Regions from separate parts of the Mus musculus genome. Here region 1 is linked to region 2. The links are chromatin loops, found by intact Hi-C in ENCODE. Cell type or tissue: heart. All regions are shown on one strand. Each heading gives the region's core, and the rest is flanking DNA. Links, peaks and the distances in the headings are about the cores only.

Region 1 (2,932 bases), core at 244-2,743, 270 kb before region 2:
ATCCAGGGAGTACTCTTCCTGTTATGAGTTCATGGACTAGAGGATTCTGAGTTGATGAGCAGCTTAGCTCACACAGACTATTCATCCACTGTTCTAGCAACAAGCTTATGAAGATGTCAACATAAATCAATGACTATCAGTGGATGGTATGCTTTACATTCCAAATATCTCCTAGGTTCATGTGTTTAAGTACTTGTTCTCCAGACAGTAGTGATGTGTGGAAAAAGTGTAGAGACTTTGAATGGTGGAACTTAACTGAATTAGCTGTCCCTGTGGGATTTGGCCTTAGTATCTGTTTGAGGATGTGTGAGGTTATTTACTGAAGTATAAGAAGCTTCTTAACAGCTACACCACAGAAGAAAATGACAACTAATCTCAAAACTCTGAACTGCCAATTTCTCTCAGGAAAGGATAGTGTCTGACACAAAGTCCCTTAATCACCTTATCAAGGATAGAATAGCAGCTGCTATTCAAATTGCCAGGGAAAAGAGCATTTTTATATTAGTCCCTCTCCTTAGTAAAGCTGAAATTCATATTAACATAGGCTGTGATAGTATCACACTATAATTTTCCACTAATATTTCTATATTGAAAAATAGTAGATAAGCTAAGACTTCTTTTTTCTTACTTATACAAACACATCAAAGTCTCCAGAGTTTCTGAACACATCTGTTTATAAAGCAAACACAGGAACTGGAGAGAGATCATAATATGTGTTAACTAAGTCACTTGTAAGCTACCTTATATCCAAAATTCATTTTATGATTGATGCTTCCCTCACCTTTGGTTATAGGTTGAGTACAAAGCTCATGGATATTTCAGCAGTTGTAAATGCCCTACATCTGTGGATAGGAGTTATTCCAATATACTTATAGAGTTCAACTGAGGAAATGAAAAGTCTATTAATTACAATATTGACAATACTAGGAATTTATTAATAGGCTCTTTTAAGTAGGTTGTGATGTATCTATAGGCTTGTAGAAAAATTAGCTTCTTGCAATTGTTACTACCAAATCTTTTGGATGAACACAAGAAGCACGTATTTCTCTAGAAAAACAGACTCACTCAAAAAACAAAACAAAACAAAACAAAACAAAACAAAACAAAACAAAACAAAACAAAACTTCATTTGCCTTGTGCACATAGTGATAGTCTCTGAAGGGTACATTCTCTGTTACCAAGAGTACATAAACCAAATACTTTAGGCTGACCTATCTCACCTTGCAAACTGCCTCTAGGTACTCTTATCTACTGAACCAAGTGGCAAGACAACTTTCAGAAAGTACACAAATGCAGTTTGTAGGCCTTATACTACGATACAGGACAGACTAGGAAATGGGTAAAGAGTCATTTGAGCTCCTATGGGCTGGAGAAAGGTAAACAAAACTATATCCCTAGTTTTCCATTTTTGAGTTATAATATAACCCAGAAACTTATGAAGATTTAAATTGCTGCAGTACATATTTGATCATGAGGGAGCAAGCTCTGTAGGGCTCTGCTATACTTAGAGTCAGCCTGGTGATCAGAAATCATCTGACACTTTGTTTCTTTGCTTGTCTGGTGCTTGATGCTGGTTATCACTGGGACCTCAGCTGAGGCTGTGCCTGGAACAGCTCTATCTGCCCCGTCCAAACCACTACTTGGCATGTACTTATATGACCTAGTTCCAAGGATGAATATCCCCTGAGAATTATGTTGCAAGCTGTGAAATTTAAAAGACTCAGTGCTGTTTGGATTTCAAGGGAAGATCCTATAGGAGCAGAACTCTAGGGAAAGACATGTTAAAAGAATTTTATAATAAGGACATGTCAGAGAAAACATATTAGCCTGGACATGTTTTGAAAGTATACCCAGCATACCAAGAAATTCATAGAACTCCAAAGCTCTGGTACAGACAACTGATTTGAGTTCATGTACTAGTGACCTATAATTAACCAAATTTTAGGCTATACATATCTTTAAATTCCAAATCTCTAGTGAATGTACCAAACTGATTTTCTCAGTCTCATAGTCTATAGTTTTAAAAACCTGTCTCCATATATTAGGCAGATAATCCTTGGTATAAATCATCAAAATCTTGAAATTGGTCTATGTTTTAATTAATATGACTTTTTTTTTGTAACACACTGGGTTCTGAACTTAAAAGCTTTCAAATATTTGGAAGAATGAGCCTAAGACTGTGCTTCTGGGTCTGTGCCTACTGTACAGTGGTAAATCACTTGCCTAGCATTCATGTGGTCTTAGGCTTAACAACAACAACAGCAGCAACAACAGCAACACAGAAACACACACACACACACACACACACACACACACACACACAGTGTTCTTGCGTGCACATCTCTGTCATTCAGATCTTTTCAGAGTTATTTTATTTTTGTTCTATTTCTAAAATGTGGCAATCATTGTCATGCTTTTCTCTGAATTCACAGCTTCCATTGGTTTCCTACCCAGAATAGGAGTCTTATAAAGCTGTGCATTCAGATGATAAAATGTGGTCAACAGGGGCTTAAATCTTACAGTTGCAATTGCTATTTATACTAAGAGAAACCCCTTAACTCAACCTTCAAATTTATATGTCATTGTCTTTTAAAATTTCCAGGATGTTTATAAACAACTCACCAAGCCATTTAGGATAATTCTCATATATCTTTCTATGGTTCCTAAAATCCTACTGTCAGACCCCATACTATAGACATTCTAGTGAGATCAGCTTGTTAAAAGCAATGAAAAAAAATAATGTTTTAAAATCATGATAAAAATTTTTTATCACAATTTAAAAAATATTTTATTAGATATTTTCTTTACATTTCAAGTGTTATCCCCTTTCCTAGTTTCCCCTCCAAAAATTCCCTCTCCCCTCCCCTCTCCCCTCCCCCCCCCACTCCCCAAAGCCCCCACTCCCATTCCTGGTCCTGGCATTCCCCTATAC
Region 2 (2,932 bases), core at 188-2,687:
TCTCGGTTTCAGGAGTCTTTCCATCTGTGCCTGCCTCTCTCTTGGGATGCGGTTTCAGTGCTCTTCCTTGGGGATGGAGAGAGTTGCATCAATGTTAAGTATGTTACACTATGGACATCTTCCATAGACACTGTCATAGAACTTATATGTAGTATTGGTAAATATTTATTTTGTTTTATACACATCCAGATATTAAATTCATCCTTCCCAATTAGGTAAATTTTGAATCAAAATTTTCTGAATTCAATATTTAAATTCAAGGTTTTAATATCATACATCCAATTATAACATACAAAATAATTACTGAAAACAAAAACAAGGAACAAAAAGAACTAAAATATCTACAGATGGAACAAAGCACTGGCATTTTAGCTAACAGTATACAGAGATAATGTTGGGTCTGAATAGTTTCTAAAAAATTAAAGCTTTGAATATATATATACATACACACACATAGATAGATAGATAGATAGATAGATAGATAGATAGATAGATAGATATTAAAAACAAACCAAGTGGAAAGGTTTGTCAGGATACTACAGAAAGCATAATAGTTTAGTTTTCAGAAATTCTTTAAGTTGTCATAAGTCAGTAGCAATGCAATTTTATAAATTAACATGGAAAAATCTTACAATTTTCTTTAGAAACAGAGCCTTTTGAAAATGTGAATTTTTATATATCTTTCAAAGTTGCTAGTTTACTGTCTATAAGGAAAAAGAAACTGACTTTATAATTGAAATATTTGGGTTATATGTCTATGAGTCTTTTTTTAACATACTTGCTACTAGAAAAATAATTGACATTGCACAGATGCAGCCCTATCAAACATTTGACTGGTAACAATATTTTCACTAATATAATGACATTATAATTAAAATCTGAAATCAGATATTATGATAACATGATTTATTTTAATTCCCCTTGATGCCTCATGATTTTGAAATTTCTAGTTTATATACTTGCAAATCTGTATTTAAAGCATTTTTCTCGTTAAAAATATATTCGCTTACTAGGAATAATTCTTGAGTTTTAAATTAGTACTCGTTATTGAGACACTTGCTGATGACTTAATTCATTTGTAACCTATATGTCTTAGAATGAGTAATTATTTTCAAACAATTTAAAAATAAGCTTATAATTACAAACCACCAACTAGTGAGAGATTTATGCATCTACTGGCAGTCTCGTGGCCTCAGATGATCTATATGTTGATGCTTTCCAATGCTTTGAAACAATCAAACTGACAGTTCTAGTACATAAATAAAACGACTAGCGTATTGCTACACAGACATTAGAGAATCATTAATTATTAATCACTTCTAATGGCAATTAAACATTTTTGGTCATTAAGATACAGCATTTTAGGAATGATTGTTCAAAGGAGTGATTTCTGAAACACTGCCATCTTGTGGTGTTGTTTATGATATGGACTGCTGAAAACCAAAACTGTTCTCTAATGAGATAAGTAATTATTTCCAAGAAAACCTATAGAATGAGAATAATCTGTAACGTAATTAAGCAATACCCCTTCTATGTTCTCCCAGACTAGCTGCTCCACTGCAATATCAGAAGCAGAAGGGATAATGTATCCTATTTGCCTACACATTTATTACAAAGAAATAATTGAGGAGGAAATTTAGTCAATGCTAGCTAATACTTCTCAAGAGGGTAAAGGTTTAAGTTTTACTAAACTCAATTTATTTCTATACAGAAATTATTTATTAGGCATGTTCAATATAAGATTTACCCAGGTCTTCGCAAATAGACTCATTGACTGCCCTTGGCTTTAGTTTGAACCGGGTCTCATTTGCAGTATGATCTGAGCCATCAAGAATGTGATCTTAATGTGGTACAATTGAGTCGTTTGGTAATCCAGGGTCCTCTAAATCATCTTAGTTTTCCTTCTCATTAATTTAGACATATAAATGACATAATATAGACATATAAATATGTGCATATTTATAATTAGCTTAAAGTTTGCTTGGTGACTGACATTATTTGTTTTAACTTCTATACTTAGAAACAAATAAAACTCAAAACTCAGCCTGTTCCCCAAATAATAATGTTTAAATATTTATCATTATTAAAAATGAATAAAGACTATTTGATGTGATTATATCTCCAAGATTATTCAGGATTTATTAGTAAAAATCACAGTGTCTGTTTGTAGTGATAGGCTTAGGGACATTTCAATGATGCATTGTGTTACTGTAAAGTTTATATAGTAAAGATTCATTCATTATAAAGACTCACCATCCTCACAATTATTACATGGCAATATTCTCAACACTTAGCTCACTGCAGGAGCAGCTGCATGGCCTTTTGGACAAAGAGGTTGTCTGGCAATGCAGGAGGTACATTTGACAGATCATAGACATAAAAATGTTTGTAAACACCCTTAAGATCTGTTTAGGCCCTCTCTAGAAGCTGAAGCACGAGGAAGCATTTCAAAGCAACTCTGAGTAAAATGCCCCCAAGCTTTTAGTACTGAAGTAGTTTTCACAAAATACCAGCAAAACTCCTTATGTAGCAACCTTGCCCTTGCTCTGCAGACAGTCTTTTATTTTCTGTAAGGGAATTAATGTGAGCACTATCAATGAACCCAGCCTTGTAATAATCCTCTCTTACATCTTTGCCAAGTGCTTTCTGTTTCTGTGCATCTCAGTCCAAATCTCAAGTGCTTTTATTCTTCTCTATGGAGTTAGAGGCAAACCTCCCTATTTCCTATTTGTATTAGATCTTTGACCTTGTGGTGGCATCAATATTCCTCAGCATCTCTTCAAATACTGAACACAAAAGTAATCAAGGTTTAAAGAAGCAAACATGATAGGGTTGAGTAAGAAAGCGTGTAATTGTGGTAAGTTTAAAATACTTTCATGAGTGACATATTTCTTATAAATGATCACAATTTTATTATTTCACTTGAAATCCC

Evidence for each region. A loop is a pair of places that touch in the nucleus more often than their neighbours do. Peaks named below come from ENCODE experiments on the same cell type or tissue, not always from the same donor. Only the 100,000 strongest peaks of a DNase experiment are listed, where the experiment ranks them.
Region 1: a loop joins it to region 2, with 3 times the contacts of the local background. A loop is called at or near these places in 4 of 42 quality-filtered maps.

The regions. Positions count from the first base shown.
Region 1 is chr6:21,110,074-21,113,005 of GRCm38, reverse strand. No RefSeq gene overlaps it. Among named protein-coding and RNA genes, the nearest start is that of Gm26373, 17 kb to the left of the region's middle. In heart, for the core only: no CTCF peak of the experiment used is centred there; a DNase peak (open chromatin) is centred at 1,585.
Region 2 is chr6:20,838,830-20,841,761 of GRCm38, reverse strand. No RefSeq gene overlaps it. Among named protein-coding and RNA genes, the nearest start is that of Gm38772, 130 kb to the left of the region's middle. In heart, for the core only: a CTCF peak has its summit at 1,405 (motif pointing left); no DNase peak of the experiment used is centred there.